Linked DNA regions of Homo sapiens: regions 2 and 3 are each linked to region 1. The links are chromatin loops, found by intact Hi-C in ENCODE. Cell type or tissue: heart left ventricle. All regions are shown on one strand. Links, peaks and the distances in the headings refer to the core of each region. The heading gives the core; the rest is flanking DNA.

What was found. Hi-C counts contacts between places; a loop is a spot of excess contacts. Peaks named below come from ENCODE experiments on the same cell type or tissue, not always from the same donor. Only the 100,000 strongest peaks of a DNase experiment are listed, where the experiment ranks them.
Region 2: it touches region 1 in a loop (2.2-fold over the local background); 10 of 110 quality-filtered maps call a loop at or near these places.
Region 3: a loop joins it to region 1, with 3 times the contacts of the local background. A loop is called at or near these places in 56 of 110 quality-filtered maps.

What each region holds. Positions count from the first base shown.
Region 1 is chr3:3,999,865-4,008,355 of GRCh38, reverse strand. It overlaps LOC102723512 (a long non-coding RNA gene), which reads right to left and starts at 2,237. Exons shown (of 3, transcript XR_007095788.1): 1 at 1,293-2,237. In heart left ventricle, for the core only: no CTCF peak of the experiment used is centred there; no DNase peak of the experiment used is centred there.
Region 2 is chr3:4,268,131-4,276,621 of GRCh38, reverse strand. It overlaps a transcript of SUMF1 not described here. Among named protein-coding and RNA genes, the nearest start is that of SETMAR, 31 kb to the left of the region's middle. In heart left ventricle, for the core only: a CTCF peak has its summit at 4,572 (motif pointing right); no DNase peak of the experiment used is centred there.
Region 3 is chr3:3,196,685-3,205,175 of GRCh38, reverse strand. No RefSeq gene overlaps it. Among named protein-coding and RNA genes, the nearest start is that of CRBN, 21 kb to the right of the region's middle. RefSeq lists an enhancer at 3,245-3,424. In heart left ventricle, for the core only: a CTCF peak has its summit at 4,365 (motif pointing left); no DNase peak of the experiment used is centred there.

The DNA.
Region 1 (8,491 bases), core at 272-8,271:
GTGCACTGTACAGTTGGATGGCTGCAACAATCTAATGTTCACGGACATGCACTTCCAGTTTGAAAACTCTGAATTTCTCCTGTATTAGTTTGTTGGGACTGGCATAACAAAGCACCACTGATTGCATCACAGTTTTGGAGGCTGAATGTCTGAGATCAAGGTGTTGTTGGTAGGCTTGGTTCCTTCTGAGGATTGTGAGGGAAGGATCTGTTCTAGGCCTTTCTCCTTGGCTCATAGGTGTCTGTCTTTTCTCTGATTCCTCTGTGTCTCTTTCTTGGTATTCATATTTCCTCTGTGCATAAGGACACCAGTCATATGGGATTAGAGCTCACACCAAATGAACCTATTTTAACTTTAATATTTCTATAAAGACCGTATCTCCAAATATGGTCACATTCTGGGGTACTAGAGGTTAGGGCTACAAAATATCTTTTTCAGGGAGGATGGAGGAAACACAAGTCAACCCATAACAGCCCCTAACAGATGAAAAAAAAAAACAAAAACAAAAACAAAAAAAACTAGATCTCTTCATGGGAAAGACCATGGGGTTCAGAATCAGAGAGAGGTCAATTTGAATCCCAGCTCTGCCTGTTCTGCTTGTACTCACAGCAGAAAGGAACATGTGGGCCTGCATTCCAAGCCACCTTAGATAGCGTCTTGGGCTAGACTGAAATTAAGAACGGAGCTATAGACAAGAAAGGATGATATGGTTTTAATCAGGACACTGAGCCACAATTTTTCATTATAGACTAGGCTGGGCATTACTCCAAACTCTCCTGATAATGGAACTGTGACAGCAAGGCTGATTTTCAGCACAATATATTGCAGGAAGTGTGTGTGTGTGTGTGTGTGTGTGTGTGTGTGTGTGTGTGTGTGTGTGTGTGTTAAGGGGACCTGGTATTGCCCAGATCAGTAAAAAAACGGGGTAGGATGGAACATCTAAATGAAGTTCTTTCCCATCTTTGAAGGGTTGGGGAAGATAGGGAACTGCACATTTATGAACTCTTTTGCAACAATCCTCCGAGACACAAAGACACCCCCTGTAGATGCTGCCTCTGCTACAAAAATTTATGCTGCCCTGCTTCGTCTCCCAGGCATCCTGCTCCCAGTAGTGTCTACATAGGTGGAGCCTTGCAGCTTTGAGGATATCCCATGCTGACTTTTATGCAGACATGACCAAGGCCTTTACCACAGGACCTCAAAATGCCTATAAATATAAATATAAACATAAATATAAGTAATACACACAGACACAGAAACACACACACACAGACATATACGTATATATTTACATGCTTACTCCAGAGTCCAGAGGTTCATATAATCTGAGAAAAAAGAAGAAATATCAGAAGTTGTAAATATGCATAAATGTGTACATAAAAATATAGACATTTGGACCTTCTTTTTCTATTTTGTCAACTTCCAAAAAGTTATCAAGAAGTATTATTCTTCCCTTCATAAATGTTATCAATGAGGTATTGTGGGGACCAGGACAAATAGCCAGAATGTGTAGAGCCGGAATTTATCTCAGCCCTAGAGGGCTGATATACAAATAACCAGAATGTATACAGCCAGAATGTATATCAGCCCTAGAGGCAAACTTACGAACGTATGCAGTAGCAGATGTGTGGTTTTCTTTTGTTTATCACATTCTAGGGTAGTACACAGCAATTCAGCATGACTGCAAGTCAGATTTCTGGGATAGATCCCCATCCTTGGGCTTTGGGGCTTTCAAGTTGAATTATTAGGGAAGCATCACCTCCTCCTTGCTATATTCAGAGATCAGCCAGGATACAACAGCAATATGAGCTGGCTCTAGCTCCATGCTGCTAACTCAGCATTTATGTCTGGGGTAGCACCAGCCTCTCCCCTGGAGTAATTAGCAGGCTGGAGTCCAACTCTTGTGGTTGCAGCTGTATAGTCTAGCAAGCTGTCGGCTGGATTTGCCACATCAGCATTCATAGCTAGAGAATCTGACATAACTGGGGGACTGGGATCCAGGACTTGCCATCATTGACCAGGATTAATGTCCTTAAGATTTAGGCCATTGCCAGTTTCGTTGGTACTTTGCAGAAAGCCCACTTGTTTCTTGGGAGGCCTGCTTCAAGGGACAAGTCTTAAATACTAACCCTTACCTCTTAAGGGAAATAGATAAGTGTAGAGCACAAAAATAGGTAGGTGTAGTCCCAGCTATTCAGGAGGCTGAGGAAGGAGGACTGATTGGTCCCAGGATTTCAAGGCTGTAGTGTGCTATGATTGCATTTGTGAATAGCCACTGCACTCCAGCTTGGGAAACAGCAAAATCTGTCTCTTAAAAAAAAAAAAGTAGGCAGCAAGGGAGTTGGCCTTTAAGTAAAGATTCAACATATTTGCCCTCCTGTCTGATCCTCTAGTCTTACCTACCACAGAGTCAATATTTGAATACAGATGTTTTTTATTCCAAATTCACTGATTTTTGCAACATCATTTAGCTCCTCACCTGTTTTTCTTTGGAATGGTTGTAGAGCCTGTGGGAGGTGGGCATAGTATGGATTAATCTTTTTTTGGCAATAGCAGCTATGTCCAAATAATTCCCCAAATAAAAATAAGATTTACTTCAGGGTCCAGAAGTTACCTTCTCTTCTCTGTTGGTTGTGGAGAAATCTTAAAGACATATCAACACTGTATTCATTTTTCTGCACAGTAAGACTTCAATTTATCACTTATTTCAGTTCTTTCTTTTGGGAGAATCAATCATTTAAGTAAATTATGAATTAAAAATTATACATGTTTCAGGCCACACATCTTGTGGATTTCCAGTTTTATTGCTCTTATCGATTGGTGTTTTGCTTTCTGCCAGTCCTGGATAGCCATGCACTATTCAACCAAACCATTTGCTGCAAGTGAAAATAACTACATTTGCAGCTCCGAGAGTTACAAAATGGAGGCCAAATTAAATTGCACATTAGATGCTATTCTTGAAATTGAAATGTTTATATGACTGACAAATATGTGAATTGTACGAGAAGATGTCCAAAGCCATACTCTTGGTTGAAACACACCATTTTTGATCCATACGGAGTGAAAGACTCCTCCAGAAGTCTTGTGATTGCGCTGAAGCCAATTTCCACTATTTTTGCCCAGGACACAGACTTGTGGGTAAAACTACCTTGGCAACATAGTTTAAGAAAAGCTAGTCTTTAATTCACACTATTCCCTTGTTTTGAGTTTCTTTTCCTATAATCTTTCCTATTAAATCTCTACTACTAAAAAATTAGTAACTAGTAGCTAGTAAGCACTTGTTATGGGCCAAGCATGGTACTAAGAGACCTACATACACACGCTTATTCATTTTTTGGTTTGTTTTTGCATTGTTTGTGCTGCTCTAGGCAGGCTGTGAATGAGAAAGAAATAGTCTCATTGGTCTGATTTCTCTAGTACTTACATTCTAATAAGGGAGATAAGAAAATAAGGTAATTTCAGAGAGTAGTAAGTGTCATGGAGAATGTTAAATAGGGTAATGGGAGTGGAAGGGGCAATTTTAAAGGAGGTGACCCCAGAAGGCTCTTCTGAAGCTATGGGAAGGAGCCAGCTCTGCGAAGATCCATCAGCAGACCTGCAGGAGGAGAGATTTTCAAGGCCCAAAGCCTGAGGCAGGAGTGAGCATAACAATGTCATGAAGTTGGTAGGTCCATTTGTGTGACATGGCCAAGATGCATAACTTGTCTGAACCCCAGTTTCCATATCTTGCAAAGGCAGATTCATTAGCTCATTCATAAAATTTCTCTTGAGCACTTACTATATGTCAGGCACTGCTGAGACTCCTCTGGGGATAAATAAAAATAAACAGTCACTGCCTACTATCCTGAGAGAGAATAAATGTTTACATTCTAGTGGAGGAATGGGGAGACAAGCAACCAACAAATACAAATAAAGAAAGATTGGTAATGGTAAGTGCCTTGAAGAAAAATAAACCAGAGTAAGGAGAAGAGAGTGGAGCTGAGAGGTGGGTTATTAGGGGGATCAAGGAGAGCCTTTCTGTGGAAGCAACATTTGAGTAGAAGGAAGAGAGAGAGAAGCAGGCCATATGGACATCTGGAGGGAGTTGGGGGACATTTGAGCTGGAGAGAACAGCAAGTGCCCTGAGGTTAAAGAGAGACTGATACATTCAAGGCATAGTAAAGGGGTCAGTGTGGTAGGATGTATGCCACAGAGGAAGGCAGGAACCATATCATGCAAGACTAGGTCATTCTAAGGGTGATGAAGGTTAGCAGGAGGAATATGATGGGAGTAATGATATCGACAACCAGGTGTTGGAAGAATTAAGAGATAAGGCAATATAACTAACACAGTCCCTGACATACAAAGCCTGCCTCCTCCCTCCCTCCCTCCCTCCCCTCCCCTCCCTTCCTCGCTCCTTCCTTCCTTCTTGCCTCCCTCCCTCCTTCCTTCTCTCCCTCCCACCACAGCTTTTCCTCAATGTCTCCCTCCCTGTTCACTTTCTTCCCCTTTCTTTGTACATCTGCACTGCTCAAATATAATCTCTGAAGAAGATGTCTAACTTGCTGTTGTCTGTTTACTTACCACTTTCGTGCCAAACTATAAGTTCTTGGAGGACAGGAAAGTTGTCTTTTATTTCTGTATAATAGCCACATTGCCCCCAGTACCTTGCAAAATTTGTTGAATCTGCTTTCCAAAATTTTGCTCCATGGGGAATGGAAATGATTTCCGGGAGTTAAGATGTATGAATGGATTAGCACGACCTCCTTGTTTGGACTGGAGAACCCTGAGTTGGTCATGACAACTACACTGGGAAAGCTGCAGTAATATGGTTGTTCCCATAAGAGCTCTCTAGTTTGCTATTAGCTTGGAGCCTGGTGCTAAATCTAGTGGGATTTGGGCAAGTCCCTTAATTTTTCTGAAGTTCAATTTTCTCATGTGTACAATTGAAATAATAATCTAAAGGATTACTGGGGGATTGAATGAAATAATATCCACCAAGCTGTAAGCACGGTGGACAGCTCTGAGTGACTGATAAATACTGTCTAGTATCGAAGGTGTTGTCCCAATTTCCTTCTCTTCCCCCATAATCATCAAACCAACTTTGGAAGCTATGGAAAAGCATGGGGAGCCTTTCCTCTACTGAAGTGGTAAATTCTACTCTTAGTGATAATTATAATATGAGCCTGGTGCTGGGAACAAAGTTGAATCACTTAACACCAACTCCTCCTGTTGGACCTTGCCTACCTACCTGTGCCTGATTTAATTTAGCTGTTTGAAAGCAAAGAACTTGTTTTATTTTTCTGTATGGTAAAGAGGATAATAACTTACCTAAGGTCACACATATAAATAGCAGAGGAGGCTTTGAGTAAAGATGTGGCTCATTCTGAAGTTCATGGGAACGGAAGAAAGCATGCTCTCCTAAGAGGCAAGAAACAAAATGTAGGCACTCTACTACTTACCTTGTCACCTTGGGAAAATACATTTATCCTCTTTCAGGGAAAGGACTACCTTTCTGATTCCCAGGCCAATGCCCTTTCTGTTGACCTTCTTGGGTTTCATTTTTCACATGTACAAAGATGTTGGCATAGCCTGACCCTGTCCTGCATTTTCACACCTACATGGTGATATACATGCCCCAGGCCCTTATTAGTGACCTGATTCTGTAAAGTGAGCTTTCTATTGAGAGATCCATGTGATTATTCCTAGGCACCGATCGCCACCAGTACTTGATAGAGTCACTCAATATTGCAAAGCAGTAAATAGAACAACTTTGTGTGTGTAGTTCAGCAGAGGAGATAACCTTACATTTCAGATTCTTTGCTTTTGTTCTCCCAGTCCTTCTCTAAACACCCTTCCCCCAGCCTTGCTTTTTCTCTTTCATCAGGTGCCTTCTGCTTTTAGTCCCATCTGTTCCTCCTTTTCCTCATTTTCTCTCCAATTGGGACCTGGAAGATATGAAAACATACATCTGAAATACAAGATTTGTTGCCTGGGAGAGATCAGAGGATTGTTTTTTTCTTTTCTTTTTTTTTCTTTAACAGCATGATCAAATCTTAGTTCTTTGCTGAAAACTTTTCCAGACAGGGTAGTTTCTTTGCTAATTAAAAGGTTGGATAATGAGCATTTAGTGTTCTGGTGATTAAGACCTCCTCAGCCTCACAGGTCAGTGCCACCTGAATTAATTGGCACCTTCTCAGTTGGGGTTCAGTTCTCACATTTTATCCTACCAAGAATGGCATTCAGAGCTCTCTGTAATCCACCCTCATGCAGTTTTCCCAGCCCTTCCTCCCTTTACTACACCACTCTCTGTTGATGTAGTGATTTAACCTCTGTCACCCTCTTGCTATGTGATTTGCTTCCTTGCCACTATATTCCCTATTTCCCTCTGACTGAAATGGTTTAGTTATGATTGTAGACTTAGGAGACAGTATGTATTGGAATCATTGGAACTAGCCCTGTCACACTAGTTGTTTAACACCTCAGCCTTTTTTTTTTTTTTTTTTTTTTTTTTTTTGTGACAAAGTTTTGCTCTTGTTGCGCAGGCTGGAGTACAATGGTGTGATCTCAGCTCATCGTAATCCTTGCCTCACGGGTTCAAGCAATTCTCCTGCCTCATCCTCCCAAGTAGCTGGGATTACAGGCATGCGCCACCATGCCAGGCTAATTTTGTATTTTTAGTAGAGACGGGGTTTCTCCATGTTGGTCAGGCTGGTCTCGAATTCCCAACCTCAGGAGATCCGCTCATCTCGGCCTCCCAAAATGCTGGGATTACAGGCATGAGCCACCACGCCTGGCCTAATCTCATCGATCTAACCTATAAAAAAGAGAATAATAACTTACTCACCTCATTGGATAGTTATGAAGATAAGATAGAGTATAAAGGGTTTGGCAGAGCGTCTGTCCTATGGTAAATGCTCGCTAACTGGTTAGCTACTATAATTTTCTATTTGTATCTATTCAAATCTCACTGCTTCTGCAAGTCTCCTAACAAAAAGTTTTGCCAAAATTTATTTTGCCATTGAAAGTAATGGCAAAAGCCACAATTTTGCACAAACCAAGAAGCCTTCTCTGCTTATCTTCCAGTCCAAGATTATCTCCTCTTCCTAGTATTCTTATTTTGTGACTTTTATAGAATCACTTGGTTGGTCTGGGTTTATGTTTAAAGTTCCTGACTACAGGTGAAATACTCTTGGAGAAAGAGACCTAAACTTCTAGCGTAACGCTGAGACACATCTTCATAGAATAGAATTGTTATTTTATGTCCCCAATTAAAGGGATTTTATTTTTGTGGATGTTTTCTTGGGTTGAGTGTTCTACTGATTTATTGAATGGTCTACTGATTTCTCATTATGTGAAAACTCCAGAGTCCTAGGTGTGTTTCTTCCAAGAGCCTAATTAATTCAGGCTGCTAAGGCTGCCACATGGACTCTGGTTTAAAGACTAGGCTATTTGGTGAGCAATTCTAAGTCCTATTTTGGAACACTAAGGTCATATACCTTTGGAATGCCAAATTACAAGATGCTTTGAAGGAACTTTTAGGGTAAATCACAATCTCATCCGTGTGCATCTGCAGTTAAGGTTTATAAAGAGAAGTTTGGTTCCTGATTTTCAGTAGCAGTATCATTAGTTTTTTAAAAACTACAGGAAATTTTACATGTATTTTGCCTCACAAATACCAACAATTAGGTCAGAATTCAGAAAAGTGGATTCTGTTTGCATAGAATTACATTAATTCTGCATTCTCTCATAGCAAAGTTGAAAGAGAGGATTAATCACTTATTCATGCAAAACCAATTCACATGAATCATTTATTTATCTTGTTCTGGTAATTTTGCAGAGCTCATTTTTACATGCCTCAGGTTGCAGATAAAGTGAAAACTCAGAGGGTGATTTACCCTCCACAATAAAGACCTGATGGCCGTGTAAACAGCATGCTTCCTATAGGAAATCAATAGGTAACCATGGAAATGACTCCACAATGGGAAATTCTATTTCTTTATGAACAAATCATCAAAAAGATCAATTGTAAGATGAAAAGGCTTTGCCTGTGCCCTATCTTTCGCAAAGGCTTTTGGTCTATGTAAAGAAGAAAATATGTGCCTTGGTGACAGTAAAGAATTATCTTAAAGCTGTATTGAGAATGAACATCACTTGTTACTTTATAAAGTTTGGGCTGAAATGTCTTGTCCTCCATTCCTGGAGGCCTAGCTAAGAAACTTATATCTAATGGCAAGAAGAATGTTCCAGAATACAGGATGCTTGAATTCTTGATCCAGCTTAATTTCTTTCTTTTTTTTAGGAAAAAAACAAGACAAAACAAAAAAACAAGGGTAATAATATCCAACGCCAAAGAGCCTTTGATAATTAAATAAGATAATAGTTGGTAAAGAATATAGTACAGTGCCCAGCACAGAGCAAGTGGAAAATGCTATTAACAGCCACTTGTACAGTGATGATAATTGCCCAAACAATATTAATCCCACTAGTAAAGGGTTTTCACATTACAGGT
Region 2 (8,491 bases), core at 89-8,088, 270 kb before region 1:
TAATAAATTGTGGGGTTGAGAAGGAACTGATAAATCATGTGCATTTTATAAAGGAAGGAATGAGGAGACCCCAAGAACTTAAGACCACCATCCAATGAGTGGTGGAGCTGGTGGTACAAATGATTTTCAAAGAAATAATTTCTTCTTTTAATGGAAACAAGGCTACTTCTACAACAGAGTATTGGAATATTCTGCTGATTTTTAATTACGCTCAAAACTTGTACTTTGTCATAGTAAAAGATAGTTATATTTTGAATATAACAAAGCATTTTGAGAAATCAGTTAAACATATTATGTCTTTTTAGGCTATTTCTTCATTTAAATCAACATGCATATTCATAATGTGCTGCCTTATAGCCTCAGTTTTAGGAAATGCAATAAATATTATTATCTGTCCATTCCCACAGCAGTTAATCATGCCTGTTGTCCCCTGTAAAATATCCCTTCAAATCTCTTATCAGAGAATGATGCTGGGCCATGGGGGTGGATTTCTGGACAATAAATTTCCCCAGGGAAGATGGAATCTGAGAAAAATTAATGTCTTGTGCTTGAACTCATGAACTTGGAACCACACAGATCAGGGCTTGAGTATTTTATTTCTTATGGATAGGTTAACCAGAACTACAGAGAAATGAAACTGATTTGGGAAATTAGCCTTCTAGGAGTTAAAAAAATATTTTTTAATGATCCAGGTTTTCTTAGGATTCTAGTATGTGAGCAGAAACAGGCCAATATGATTATTTTCTGCTACTGTTCTAAAGCTCGTGCTTCTGCTAGTTCTGACGCTTGTACCATAGTTGCTTGGCTAAGTGACATTTACTGACTTCAGCAATAGTGTCCTTATGTAGAGAACATTGTAGGTTACCTACTCAACTAACTTTTTGCTTTTGTCTTCTTCCCGAGAGAATTCTGATTTTGTCCAAACATCCATCTCTTCTCCCCAGAGCTAAGTACTTTGGGAGAAGTTGGCCTCATCCCCAGTTACAGCAGATAGGTCCTGAATAGACTAAGCTGGTGTTGACTATTCCAAAGGGATCACCAGTGATTGGTTTAGGAGTGACATGTGTCTTGTTCTGACAAATAAGATGTGAGGGAAGGTCTGCTGGGATGGAGGTGGGGAGTTCTGGGAAAGGTTTTCTTGGTCTTATGAAGAATGCACCAGAAGAGACCATCCCTCTTCTGCCTCTTGACATTGCCCTGTTGAATGTTATATCTGGAAGTAGTCCATTTTACTGCCATCCTAAGGATGAAGCCAACACAGAGGAGAGAACCCATATCACAGAGGGAAGTGGTGCCCCAATCATGCCAACTCTGCAATTTCTCTGCCTGTGAACATCTCATATTGTATATGAGACAATACATATTATTTCAACAAACTAAAACTGTGTTTAGAGCTGAAGTCGTTCTAACTACTTCATTTCTTGCTTCTATTATTCTACCACGATCAGGTCTTTTTCTAATTTCTCATAGCGCAACCAAGGGCAGACTATAAAGAAAAGAATGTACAGTCTGGAGGCTAATTTTCAACTGCTCAAAAACCCAGACCAACCCTAGGGTCTGTTCCTAGGTTTGGGAGACACGGAGATGCATCACAGAACACTTCTGATGGGTAATGCTTGCTCTGGAGATGCCCTCTGGTGTGATCAGGGCTTCATCAGGCCTGTTTGACATTTGGACTTTTTCCTTTGTCCAGTTCTGCTTCCTTGACCCTCCTTTCATTGGTGTTATTCCGTAATAAATATTTTGACCCTAAACACTGTCTTGACAGCTGCTTCTGCAGAATTCAACCTGTGATTCCAGACCAGCTTCCTATTACCTGGTCTAGTTTTTTCTGTCAGTCTAGATTTTTATGAATTTTCGTCTCCTAAGCAGGGTGACCAGAGAGAAGCTTTTTATTTCCAGAGATTCATTTTCAGCTGCAGGAAAAACTTCTTCCCAGGATGTTTTACAGTGGGATATTCAGTTTTTTCAGGGGAAAACCTATCCCTATTCATAGGGGCAGAGTCTGGCTGCCTAACTCCAAAAAGACAATTGCAAAGTAGTCTGATATTTTTGTATTATCTTGTTTATATAGTCTTACCTATGTTTATCTTATTACCATCCTGGCTGATTTCAGATGAATGGCTTAATCCTCTTAGCCTCTGCTTTCTTATTCATTAAATAAGAATAATGTCCCTCCACAGAATTGTAGTTAGACTAAGTGACATAATATATAACAAGTACAGTGCCGAATATAGTATGCTTTCAGTAGAGCTTAGATACCTAGGTCTTTTCCCTCCCCATCCTCACTTCTCCCTTTGCCCCCTACAAATTTAGTTTCTTGGTGAAATTGGGTAAAAGTGAACATCAAGGGCAATCTTGAAAAGGGAAGTTGGTCAAACATGGTATTATTATTAAGCCTAGGTATATGTGTAGAAGGGAGGAAGAATAGTTTTGTCAGACTGATGAAGATGGAGATTTTAGACATACATTGAAAGTGTATATCTTAGAGTGGTTTGTTTGTTTGTTTGTTTTTAGTATGACTGGGCAGTCTCCTACCAGCTGCTTTAGGGAGGTAACTATCATACTGTTTATGGGCCCTGTTTATATTGAGTTTTCCCCAAAGTGAATTTAGATGCTAAACATTGAGGTCCAGGGACCTGCTGATATGACGTATTCTGACAGATGCAGACTAGGCTATTATTTTAACCCCATATCCTATGTTTAGATTAAAAAAAAGAAACAACACTGATCAGAGTCGGCCACCAGGAACATCATGACCTGCCCTGCCTTCCCATGCCCTCCCTTGCCATGCCCTCCCCTCCCATGCCCTCCCCTCCCATGCCCTCCCCTCCCGTATCCTCCCCTCCCGTATCCTCCCCTCCCGTATCCTCCCTCCCGTATCCTCCCTCCCGTATCCTCCCTCCCGTATCCTCCCTCCCGTATCCTCCCTCCCTTCCTTCTTTCTGCTTTATTGAGTATAATTTACTTAATGTAAAATTTACTCATTTTAAGTATATAGTTAAAAGATTTTTAGTACATTCACAGAGTGGTGCCATCACAATTCAATGTTGGAACATTTCTATGATCTCCAAAGATTGCTCATGACATTTTCAGTCATCCTCTGTTTCCGCCTTCAGCCTCAGGCAGTCGTTGATCTACTTTCTGTTTCTATAGATATTTTTCTAGACATTTCATATAAATGGAATCATATAATATGTAGTCTGTTGCTTTAGGGTTTTAAAGCATATTTTGAAGTTCATTCATGTTGTAGCATGTATCAGTACTTTGTTCCTTTTTATTGCCAAATACTATTTCATTCTATAGGCATAACACATTTTGTTTGTCCATTCACAAATTGATAGAACTTGGAATGTTTCCATTTTTTGCCCATTATGAAAAATGCTATTATGAACATTCCTGTGTATGTGTTTGTGTGGACAAACATGTTTTTACTTCTCTTCCATCTAGGAGTGGAATTACTGGACCATATGGTAAATTCTATATATATATATATGTGTGTGTATATATATATGTATATATATATGTGTGTATATATATTTATATATATGTATATATTTTGGAGACAGAGCCTCACTCTGTCACCCAGGCTGGAGTTGCAGTGGCATGATCATAGCTCACAGTAGCCTCGAATTCCTCCTGCCTTGGCCTCCTGTGTAGCCAGGACTACAGGTGCGTAACACGATGCCTCGCTAATTTTTAAACTTTTCTGTAGAGATGCTGTCTGGCTATATTGCCCAGGTTGGTCTCAAACTCCTGGCCTCAAGTGATCCTCCTACTTTGGGCTCCCACAGTGCTGGGATTACAAGTATGAGCCACAGTACTTGGCCCATATGGTAAATTTAATTTTTAAAGAAACTGCCAAATTGCTTTCCACCGTGGCTGCATCATTTCGTATATTTATTACCTTTGATTTTTGTAATCATTGCAAGATTAGTTACACTTTTTGCCACTGTGTTTTTTAAGAAACAGTTATTAACGGCAGTATAGAATAATTATGTAGCAGACACTGTGATGCCACACCCAGGTTCTCCCTCAGGTCTGAAAGGTCTGCTCCTCCCGCTTCCAGGTCTGCTGCTACCTGATAGTTTCCTTGTGTCAGCCCCCGTCAGAAACTGTTCTTAGAGGAAGAGTCACCTTGCTCAGGGTCATAGCTCCTTGTCCAGGGCCATGGACAGCCTGTATCCAACGGCTGGTTGATGTGAGGATGTGAAGGCCTAGTCTTCTTGTCCCAACTCAGAACAATTCCGAAGGTCCAGCCAGTTTCAGAATTCTCTGTCGGGTCGATTAAAGCCCTTGTTGGAACCACATTACAGCCCAGCCTCTGCGTTTTCCTCCAGTCCGCCAGAGAAAGGGTTGATCCCGAGCTTTTCCTAATGTTTCCTGCACAGTATTGTTCATCTCTCAGGAAACCAACCTTGAAAACAACAAATCGCTATCTTTTAAATATTACAGATTACATTTACACTTGCCTTATTAAGTAGATTTCCCTACTGGCAAGAATCAAGAATATTTTCTTGAAACCTGAAGCCAAATTCCAGTCCGGGTCAGGAAATCAGCTTCTGTTATCTCAGTATCTACCAAGAGAGGGCAGTCATGTAGTGAGATAAAGAAGAATTTAATTATGACAGAGATTCCCAGCACTTTGTTCTTAAGAAAAAATATTTTTTCTTGGCTTATCTTACATCAACCAGAGGCTATGTAGGAATAGTCTTCATTTGCGTGCTCTAAGAGAAGCAGAATTCCGAGGAACTCCTTTTTAGGGACACTTCTGAGCACAAGCTATGATTTTAGTTTTTAATTAATGTTTAAATTGATGGCATAGACCAGGTTGGCTCATTCTTGTAATCCCAGCACTTTGGGAGACCAAGGTAGGAGGATAGCTTGAGGCTAGGAGTTTGAGAGTAGCCTGGGCAACAGAGTGAGACCCCTGTCTCTACAAAATAAAATTAATTAGCTGGGCATGCTGGCATGCTCCTGGAGTCCCAGCTACTTGGGAGACTGAGGCGGGAGAATCACTTGAGCCTGGGATTTCAAGACTGCAGTGAGATGCCATCACGCCACTGCATTCCAGCCTGGGCAATGTTGAGATCCTCTCTGTATCTATCTATCTATCTATCTATCTATCTATCTATCTATCTATCTATCTATCTATAGATAGTATAAAACATTTGAATAGAGTAGATTTTTAAACATTCAGTCAAGGATACCTCATGAAATCAGAGAATGTTAGACTCCAGAGTTTATCTGGCTTGACCTCCTTATTTGGTAGGTAAAAATATATGGTGCATAAGACATGGAGTGGTTGGCCCAAGAACACCAAGGAGAAACAAGTCTGAAATTTGGTCAAATGCCTTTTTATTATACCTTGCTCCTTTTCTTGTATTTTAGGACTTTGGTTATTTCTAGTTTTTCAGGAGTTAAAAACTTTTCCTCATAAAGAAAATCACTGTTGAGATCCTGATGAAATGTGATTGGTGGTGGGTATTAGCACAATCGATCAGACTGACTATAGCACTTTCAGTGACTTTGAGTTTGATGTATTCTAGGACTTAGTTTTTATCCTTTGCGTTTCAGTTATTTCTAATACTACCATTAACAAACGTTTGTGAGACATGTAAGTATTCAGACTTAAGTGTTTTCTCTTTGTTGCCTTCACAAATAGCATACTGCAGTCAGAGCTAATTGACCAGTTTCCGTTTTACATGATTTGGTTTCACTTTGTGGTCTCTAAAACTCTTCTCCTGGGTGAAATGCTATTTAAGAATACCAAGCCCTTTAGGGAAGTTCCTAACAAAGTGAAAACCAAATAACCATTCCCTTCATCTTTGTTAATATCAATATTAAATTACCTAACTTTTTTGCTTGGCAAAGCCAGGAAATATCCCATTCCAGACCTGATTAATTTTTAATACCAGTTATACTTAGGGAGCACCCCACATGCTGGTATCCTTTGTTGAAATCTGAGGCAAAGTTTAATGCTATTTTTTGACGACCTTCTTCTTCCCATAAATTGAAGTTCCCCTTACACTCAATTCCTTTTGTCTCTGTAAATATATACCCTTGTTATGGCAGAATCCTTAAGAATTAGGAGTTGTAATTATAAATTCATTGCTTATTAAATGATTTAAGCTTTCTATTTACCTGTATCCTTTGAATTTAAGTGGGTGGTGTGTGTGTGCGTGTATGTGTGTGAGAGAGAGAGAGAGAGAAAGAGAGAGAGAGCAAAGAGAGAAGAGAAGTGAAAATAAGGGAAGGGAAAGGAAGAGAGAAGAAGGAAGAGACTTTCCCTCTCTTGATCTCCCTGTTTGTTTTCTTGCAGATGGAGACCTGGGACCACTTTATCACCTATAGTCAGTATTACTTCAGTGCTTACTTCAGTGCTTAATTATTTCAATACTGAGGCTCCTTTATAAGGAGCCCAAGGTCATTGACTCAGCATCAGTGTATCATCAATTTAGTTTCCCTGATAGTCCGGCTCTGACCCCAGTTTCTTCGTTTGTTCCTCCTGAACCGTGGGTAAATGACCTACCTCTTCTGGGCCTTGGCTTTCTTATACATAAAATGTGATTAAAAATACCTTATTTGTAGTACTTCTGTGGGGACTAAATGAGATGGTAGCTGTAAAAAGCTTAGGACATAAGTCACTTAATACATGGTATCATTACTTCATCATCAGCTCTTCACCTTCAAAAAGTTCCCTCTTGTAGACTGTCCTTACACAGAGTGCAGGTAGCTAAGAGCAGCTTGTATTGTATACCCTACATTTTCTAGTCTGTCCAGAGAAGGATGAGAATTTAATAGGGCCAGATCCTCAGAGGGATGCATTTCTGGTAGAATTTTGTGCATTAGTAGTTGAATGGAAGTGCCATTGTGAGCTTCATGGCTTCCAATATTATTCCACTTAAGGAATTGGCCTGTCTTGCCTTTGGACTGTTGGGTTTTGGGAAATGTGAATTTTTGATTATCAGGATAACAACTCACCCATTCATTCTTTCTTTCCCCCGCTTCTGGTCTTTGTTAACTCTCCTCTGTCCTGTAGTGCTGCCTTATCTTCTGCAAATACCAAGTAATTTGGAATATGGCACTTTGGTTAAGATTGTTTGATATTTGCATGTATCTGCTAAACACGCTTTAATTATGATTCATGACTAGCTCTGGATTAAAATTGTATTTCTGAATTTAAGGTTTAAAAAATTGGAATGCTATTATAGGCCTTTGGTAAGTTTGTGTTGCTAATAGTGAATTATGAAGCGCAAACATTTCTGAGATACAATCCTGTAATTCTTTCATTCTTTGGGATGGGGGGAGTGGGGAGGGATAGCATTAACATGTTAAATGACGAGTTAATGGGTGCAGCACAGCAACATGGCACATGTATACATATGTAACTAACCTGCACATTGTGCACATGTACCCTAAAACTTAAAGTATAATAAAAAAATGATTCTGTGTGTATAAAGATCAAAAGACAGCCAAAACACATCTATGGCAGTGATTATTTTTGCTGTACAGCAGTATGAGGCAAGGATCATCACTGATCTGGGTGGTGTTTCCAGAGGTATGTTCACTTCCCTTTCTGTATGGTTAAAAAGTTACTTTAAAAATTAACACTTAAAAATATGTTTAAGACCATATTTTAGACCTATGAACAGTTTCCTTATACTACCGGAGCATGCTATGATTTGCAACTTAAGTGAAAGCATATATATATGTATATATACACACACGCACACACACACACATTCACTCTAAATGTCTTTTTTAAAGGTATTTTTTTTCTGTCCTGTGATGCTAAAATTAACTAGAAGAATGCATTAAGTAGCTAAGTGGAGAGTGGTTGAGTAGAAAATGCACATGATTTAAAGTTAATTAGATACGGGTTCAAGTTCAGTCTTTGCCATTTATTGGCTACTTAGCACTGGATAGATTTTTTTTTTAATCTGAGTTTCTGTGTATGTAAACAGGGGAAGTAATATTAAACCTGGTTGCTATTGTGATCATGGGAAGTAATAGAAGTATGTTTCTGAGTATGTAGTAGTGTTTCCTGTGCCAACAGAAGCTATCACACAACTGTGTAAACCTATCATTAAACATTGATCTGAAAAAAAAAAAAAAAAAAGAAAAACATTTTATTTTACTATGTAAAAGCAAATTGCGGGGTTTTATTATTATTTTTTCTTTTTTTATTATACTTTAAGTTTTAGGCTACATGTGCACAATGTGCAGGTTAGTTACATATGTATACATGTGACATGCTGGTGCGCTGCACCCACTAACTTGTCATCTAGCATTAGGTATATCTCCCAATGCTATCCCTCCCCGCCTCGTCATCTAGCATTAGGTATATCTCCCAATGCTATCCCTCCCCTCTCCCCCAACCCCACAACAGTCCCCAGAGTGTGATGTTCCCCCTCCTGTGTCCATGTGTTCCCATTGTTCAGTTCCCACCTGTGAGTGAGAATATGCGGTGTTTGGTTTTTTGTTCTTG
Region 3 (8,491 bases), core at 348-8,347, 800 kb after region 1:
ACTTAAGAAGTCTGCATAGATTTGAAACCTGGTTCTAACATTTAGTGCCTACACGACTTTGGGAGAATTCCTTAACTTTTCCGTGCCTCAGTTTCTTAATCTCTCTAAAGTAGGGCGCCTGACTCACAGAGTTATTGCAGGGATCTAAACAGTAAATTCACATAAAGTACTGAGATCAGTGCATAAAATTGAAGACTCAAGGAATACTAGCTAATTTACTGTGATTAAGAGCTGCAAAAATAATAACAATAAAAGAAAAATACAATTTAGTGAGAGATTATAGATTCTGTATATTCTATCAGTTCAGAATGACAGAAAAACTGTTGGCAGGGCAGAATCCTAGAAGTTGGGTTTCTGTTACTCTTGGAAATTGGTGTAGGAGCTGTGCATCTTCCCATGTTCTCTAGCAGATCTAAAATGGGGAATCCACCAACAGGTGAACAGACAGTGAACAGGGCCAAGAGCAGGGCAATTTGACTATATCTCCCACATTCCCGGGTGAGCAGAGGAAAAATAAGACAAATATGACAGAACCAGAAAACGACATCATATTGAATACAGGCATACTTCTGAAAATGATCAATTCTAGGAAAGGGAAGAAAATACTTGGCATCTTCAAAAGGATGCAAGAAGAGTTTCTGTGATGTGAGATAAGTTATGAAAAAAACAGACTGCTGTAGAGGACTACATACAGGACAGATGCAAAGTTAGCAGGCTGGCCATGGAGAGAGACCTGGGCCTGTCACAGAAGAACAGTGGCAGGATTGGCATGGTGTAGAACAACTTCAGAAGCCCCTCCAGAGTGCAGAAGAACAGCACACAAGGCTGTGATGATGAGAGGCCATCAGCACAACAATTAAGGAGGACAAAGGGAGAATTCTCATCTAGGGTATTCATGACGAGGGAAACAGAACATTTAAAGCAAAAGTAATAAACAAAGACACAACTGGAAAAAATAAATGTTCCTGAAGAGGTCAAGGAAACGGGCAAAGTTACTGAGTCTGCAGATGGAGAGACTACTCACTTCCAATATTCAATGGGAAGAAGCTGAAAAAGGCAAGGAGACATCCTTCCCTATAGCCTCTTCCAGCTTCTTGAGGCTGCCTTCATTCCTTGGCTCATGGCCCCTTCCTCACATCATGCCAACCTCTGCTTCTGTTCTCACATCTCCATTTTCTCTTACCATTTTCTCACATTGACTCTCTTACCTCCCTCTTATAAAGACTCTTATGATTATAGTTGGTCCACACAGGTCATCATGGATAATCTCCCATTTTCAAGATGCTTAACTGCATCTGGAAAATCTCTTTTGCCACCTGATGTACATAGTCACAGGTTCTGCGGACTCACATATTTGGGGGAGCATTATTCTATTAATACTAGAGCCATAAGCAAGTAACAAGCAGCCTAAACAATGAGAAGTGTAAAGTCAGGTCAACCTGCATTTTACTTAGAGCAGTGGTTCCTGGGGTGCACTTCCAGCAGCATCAGTATCACCTAGAAATTTGCTAGAAAGGTAAATTCTTAAGCCTCACCTCAGACCTGCAGAATGGGAAACTCTAGGGAGGTGAGGCTTAGCAATGAACATGTTAATAAGCCTTCAAAATAATACTGATTCATGGCTGAAGTTTGAGAATCCATGGCCTAGAGGAGGGTATGAGAAGCAAGGAACAATATTCTGTTCATGCTCTCAGCAGCTGTCTTTCATACCTGTTTTGTCAAGGAGAAATGTCACTAAGAGGCCTATAAGTTCTTTGAAGGTTAAATTGCGATAATCTACGTCTATTTTGTTTATTCATTTTATTGTTCCAAATAGAATTTAAGAGATAGCTTGCAAAAGTCAATCACCTTAATAGGTAAGGTGTTATTCCTGATTTTGTAATCCCTGGGGAACTTTTGCAGGGAAGACAGGATTTGGATGAGAGGGTGATGGAGGGCTTGTAACCATAATAGGTCTGTTGTCCTATGTGCACAGCAAGTCAATACGCCTAGACACTGACAGCAGAAAAAGAGGTTTAATTGTAGGACCACCAAACAAGGAGACAGGAGGAAACCTCAAATCCATCTCTCTAAGAAGTTTGGTGCTAGGGTCTTTAAGGGTTTTGGAGTGGGCCAAAATGTGGAGATTGTTGATTGGTAAAAGAGTGTAGGGTGAAGTCACAGGACAGGGAAATGAAGAAATAGTATTCCCATCCATGCTGATTTGGTTTGGTTTCTCTGGAGGGGGTCTTTAAACTGGCATCAGCTGTTTTGCTGGAATTCAAGAATTCCAGATCTCCAGATCTGCTTAAGCAGTTCTTTTTTTTTTTTTTTTTTTTTGGTGGTGGTTGGGGGTGTGGGTAGGGTGGGGGGCGGTCATCTAGGCTGCAGTACAGCGGAGCAATCACAGCTCACTGCTGCCTCGACCTCCCTGACTCAAGCAATCCTCCCACCTCAGCCTCGGGAGTAGCTGGGACTATAGGTGCACATCACTACACCTGGCTAATTTATTTTTTGTGGCGACAGGGTCTCACTATTGCCCAGGCTGGTTTTGAACTCCTGGCCTCAAGTGATCCTCCTGCCTCAGCCTTCTAAAGTGCTAGGATTGTAGGCATAAGCCACCACACCCAGCCTGCTCAAGCTATTCTGAAACAAAAACTTTATGATTCTAATATGAGAGATCCCATCTATAGAAATAATGGGGACGCAAATGGTCAGTATCTAGTGTTACGTGACTTTTGGCTACAAGGGAGTAGGTTGAAGTTCAGCCTGATTAATGCTTAATTGTAACTATACTTCTTTCCATAATTCCGTTTAACGCGGCGAGGATGGCTGTAGGCTGAGTCCCTCCTTTCTCCCAGCCTCTCTCCTCCTGTCCTTCCCCACCCTTCCCTTTAACCTTTACCCCTCCCCCGACCCCCAACAAAGCAGCCCTGCACGTATTAGTTAGGAGTCAACAAAAACCACATTGGAGGATGTCGGGCAAAGTAAGTAACCACTGATTTACAGAATTAAAAAATGTTAGAATGAGAAAGAGTCTCTGAGAGCATGTTTGGAAGGCCCTCATTTTACAAAGGACTCTGAGGCCCGAGGAGGTCATGCCCAAGGTCTCACAGTTAACGTGTAGACGCCAGGACTAGCTGCGCAGATTCCTGATTTTATGCTAGTCAGCTAGACTCCAACATGCCAAATAAAAAAGCATGAGCTGTTTTCACCGAAAACCAAGAATCCTGACTAAAACAGAGTAAATCTGCCCTGCTCTTATTTTCATTATAGCTCCACACTGTGAGGAGAATCAGTTAGCAAAATGTGAGAATGAGGCTATTCGTTCTAATGCCAGGGCAGAATGAAACTGAAATTTATCTGAGGTGTGACCAGAGCAAGAGCAGCCCTGTGAAGTCTTTGTAGTACCATAGGAAGGAAATCCCCTGAGGGCCAAGAGAAGAATTTTAGAAAGTAAGATCACCAAGGGTAGATAGGGGTGATGAAGCCAGTTGCTGGGATGGGAATGGGTGAGGAGTGAGGCAGGGTTGCCTGTGCTGTTTTATGAGAGGAGACGGAGTCTTGCTCTGTCCCCCAGGCTGGAGTGCAGTGGCACAAACTCAGCTCACTGCAACCTCTGCCTCCCAGGTTCAAGTGATTCTCATGCCTCAGCCTCCCAAGTATCTGGGATTACAGGCCTGAGCCATCATGCCCGGCCCCAAGGAGTTCTTGCAATTTATTTACAGAAATGGAAAGAAGAAAAGGATTCACATTAGCGAAGAGAACTAAAAGAATGAAGAGCAGTGATTTTGTTTCCTTTAACTGGGAGGATGAAAATTAATATGATTTGAACAGGAAAGAGTTTAGAAGCATAGTTGTGGGCAGGGCCAGAAGGAGGCTGGGGAGCCAATGAAGGGGCAGGAGAGGATGTAGAAGCTTGTCCCCAAGGTCAGACACATGAAAAATTATGTGCCAAAAGAATGTGGGGCTCTTAAAATAACCCAAGCTCAAGGTATTTCCCTTATTTTTTAATGTTTAAAATTTAACTTCACTTTTTTGTTGTCTTGGTGAGAGGTGAAAAAAAGGTTGTGCGGGCGGCAAATATGTTTTAGGAATTGGTGAATTCCAAGCACTGGCATCATATAGTCAGACCTTCTAGTGAGGTCACAAACCCAGGTAACATCAGTTAGTTTGGGAACGTTTTTCAATCTTTGAAATCTTACTTGGGCATTTATTTAAATGCCTTTCTTTTCTTATCTGCTTTCATTTTCTTCTTCATTTAAGTGCAGAGATAGAGAATGTGTGCGTCTGTTTCTGCATGTGAGCCATTCTCTCAAGTCCAAGTCCAGTATTTCCTCTCCGGCCACTCTCTGTTAAATACCAACCCCGCCATCTTGTGGCTAATGGGTATTTGTGCACCTGGCTTAAAGCTCACTTTGAAAAATGAACAAGTCTAAAAAACACCAATATCATGATTTCTCATTAGCTTCAGTCATTAAATAATATATGAATTCTGATGTTGCGTATATTGACCATACTGCAATGCATTAATGAGCTGGATGCTTGTTGTAAAATATTTATTATGAAATGAAGGGCATTTAAAATGTAATCAATACAAAAAAACACTCACTGGAATTTTATGCATAAACACAGGCTTGAGAATTTAGAAGGGTCTATGGGATTACAACTGTGAAAGCTTTTGTTTTCCACTCGAACTAAAGGAGGTGTCCCTCATCCTTCTCTACTCCAGCCATTCATCATTTACTTCAGATTATTTGTTACAACTTCCTATTACTTTGTTCCCCCCAGCCCCCAGTTTTGCAGGTAGAATGCAGTGAGTTCGACAAGATTAGGGATTGCCTTTGCATTTTTCAGCGTTGCATCCCCAATGCTTAGCATTTTCCCTGGCACACAGTAGACACTCGACAAATATTGGTCAAATGGACTTAATTGATTAAAAATAATAAATAAAATAAGCTCTTAAATAAAAATAAGCACTTATAGGACTACATATAAATTAAAGAAACCTAATCAGGTGGATAAAGAAACTGTGGTATATATACGATGGAATACCACTTAGCCATAAGAAGGAATGAATTAATGGCATTCGCAGCAAGCTAGATGGGATTGGAGACGATTATTCTACGTGAAGTCACTCAGGAATGGAAAACCAAACATTGTATGTTCTCGCTCAAAGGGGTAGCTAAGCTATGAGGATGCAAAGGGCATGAGGATGACACAATGGACTTTGGAGACTCGGGAGGAGAGGGTGGGAAGAGAATGAGGGATAAAAGACTACAAATTGGGTTCAGTGTATACTGCTCAGGTGATGGGTGCACCAAAATCTCACAAATCACCACTAAAGAACTTACTCATGAAGCCAAATACCACCTATTCCACAAAAAACTATGGAAAGAAAAAATTAAAATAGATAAAATAGAGAAATTCCTCTAACCAAAGTGAAATGACATTTTTTCAAGGAATTCAGTGACACTGGTTTAGGTATGTATCTCTGGTACTTTCCAAAGCTGCAGTGTTTCTGGCCATGCTGCTGAAAGTAAAACTGGTAGGAGACTGCTTCCATTACTCAGTGATACGTTGTTAGTATTGAAAAGCCCTCTTTAGAAGGCTGAGGTCTATTAGCAGTAAACTGGTGCCTTTCAAAATCAACAGCCAACTCAGAACAGCTGGGAAATTCATATGTTTTGCCAGATTTCACTGTGTTATTAGGTGACATTTAGATAACTGATTTAATCCCCACCATCGGGAGCTGCATAATTCACTAAGCTTGTGGATTTCAATGCATGGAAGCAAAGTGCTGGGGCTCTGCCTTCTTGGATATGAACTTAATCATGTCACATCAAGCATTCATTTTAAATTATAGCACCACATCTGTATTTTGACTTCTGACAAATGCTAAGTATGTCCTGACACATATTTTTGTCGTGGTAAAAGCCTATTTGAAAACCAGAAGAGATGGTGAAAGGTAGAAAACTGAATTGCACACAGGTTTGAATTTGAGTTTGTATCAATTTTGAGTTTTTTGTTGTCTTCATTCAATTCAGAGAGCAAGTTGGTGGGTTCCCAAATGTTCTCCAATGGGGACTATTTACTTTACGAAAATCTGAGAACCTCCCAAAATACAATGAGGTGCAGCAGAGGAGCCCTGGCTATATTTAGAGAATATAGGGGAGGTACTCTGATTGGCTCTTCTTCCTCCCCCACCCCCACGGTTGCTAGGGGTCCCAGTAAACCAAGGAGGAGAGTGTGGAAATGAGAACCTACCAGCTGAATTGTTTTTATTTTTGGCAGTGAGGGACAAAATTTAACGTGTATTAAAATCATCTAGGAAGCTTGCTAAGATGTGGACTTTCAGACCCAACCCCCTGTGGCTCTGTATACAGACAGAAACCAGGAATCTGGTCATTCTGATACAGGAGAGCCATAGAACACACTTTGGGAAACATTGATTTACTACTTTCAACCAAACAAGTGCAGGGGCTCTGTTTTTTTCACGAATGCATCCCAAATGCCCCTAGCACATGGTCTGGATGCAATGAGTAACTTGTAGGTGTAGACGATGGATACGTGGATAGATGGATGAGTGGATGGATATGTACATTCAGGGATTTAAAGAGAGGATGAACAAGAGTAGAGAAGAGAATTGTAAAGTTTCCAGGGTTTCAAAGATTCTTTGAACTTATTCTTAAGTGTTTGATAGATACGTTGCATTTGCCCCCTGATTTTGTGTGACCTTTATTTAAATACCATCTCCCCTTGGCAACAGAGTAGTTTTGTCACTTGAGATTAAAAGTGATTTTGTTTGTAAAATGGCAAACCATCTTGACATTTCATCTACAAACCACTTAACAAATTTCTGTTCTCATCCAAAACTACTCTTCCAAGTAGAATAGAGACTTCTACCAGTGGTTTTATAAAACAAAATACTTCTTTGTAGTGAAAGTCCAATCAGAGGTACCCCAGAAGAGGCGGGAAGGGGACTAAGCTGTGTGCTGGGGGACCTAGATGCCAGGTGTAGCTGCTTTGCTAACAAGTCGAGTGACCTTGATCAAGCCATGTGCCTGGATGAGCACCAGTTTCCCCATGTGTAAAGTAAGAGATTTAACAAAATAGTCCCCAAGGCCCTTGGAGCACCACATATTATTTACCATCGTTTTGAGGCTTTGGGTTTCCTCACATGTCTCATTTTTGGGTGTGAAAATTAGGCTTTCCTGAAGGCCTCCCTTAATTATATCATGATAGATAGAACAATGGTTCCCCTAAAGATGCCCACATTTAAATCTCTGGAACTTGTGCATATGTTACCTTAAATGGCAAGAGGGAGTTTGCAGATGTGATTAGGTTAAGAACCTTGAAATGGGGAGAGTAGCCTGAATCATACAGGTGGGCCCAATCTATTCACAAATGCTTAAACCCTGGATTATACAGATGGGCCCAATCTAAGCACAGCACCTTAAAATCAGAGAACCTTTGCCACCTGGGATCACAGAGCGAAAGGGAGCTGTGAGGATGGAAGAAGGGTCACAGAGATGGGATATTGCTGCTTTGAAGACTGAGAAGAAGGCCATGAACCAAAGAATCTGGGCAGCCTCTAGACACTGGAAGGGCAAGGTAAGAGTTTCTTCCCTGGAATTTCCAGAATGGAATGCAGACCTGCTGACACCTTGGTTATAGCCCAGTGAGACATGAGCTGGACTTCTGTCTTACAGAACCATGAGACTTTTGTATTGTTTAAACTTCCAAGTTTGTGGTCACTTATGATAACAGCAATAGAAAATTTATAAATACATTCTAAGGATACAGGAAATATTCAGGAGTCTAGCACTTTGCACAAGCCGACCCACTGTGCAAACCAGGGCTTCCTCTACAGTGGTCCACAGGGTCTTTTAACCTGGACCTTATACTTACCACAGTCCTCAAATTTAGATTTCGACACTTATCTCCAAACAATTCCTTTGAAAACTATGTGTGTGTATAAAATGCATGTGTGCATACATAGATATGTGTGTGCATATATAAGCATACATACACATATATTCAGTCAGATATAGTCAGTGAGATTATTTCTTCAGCATCCCTATAAAACCATAGAATGATCTGAAAACACAATCGATAATTTGTAACAAATGCCACTCAAGTGAAGCCAGTTGCGGTGGGTAAGCCCAGTACAAATAGTAAAAGGACACTCTGAGGCAAGTAGTCTTTATCATGCAGCTCTGGATCGGAAAGCTAATTAGTCTGGGTTTGATGAACTCAGAGGCTGAAAGGAGCACCTGGATACACGTAAAATTATAATGCAGAAGGGAACCGTGGAAATTTCCCAGGCCTATACTTCCTTCATGCCACAGACTGAGACTCAGAGGGTCAAAAACTATTCCAAAATCACACCTGAAGTATTCTTTTGGCTACAGTGGAAGTTCCTATAATCAAAAGGAAAACAGAATTGGAAAGTGAGCTGATATCACTATATCTAGAACCTGTACTGCATGAGCCTATCTCAAAAGCCAAC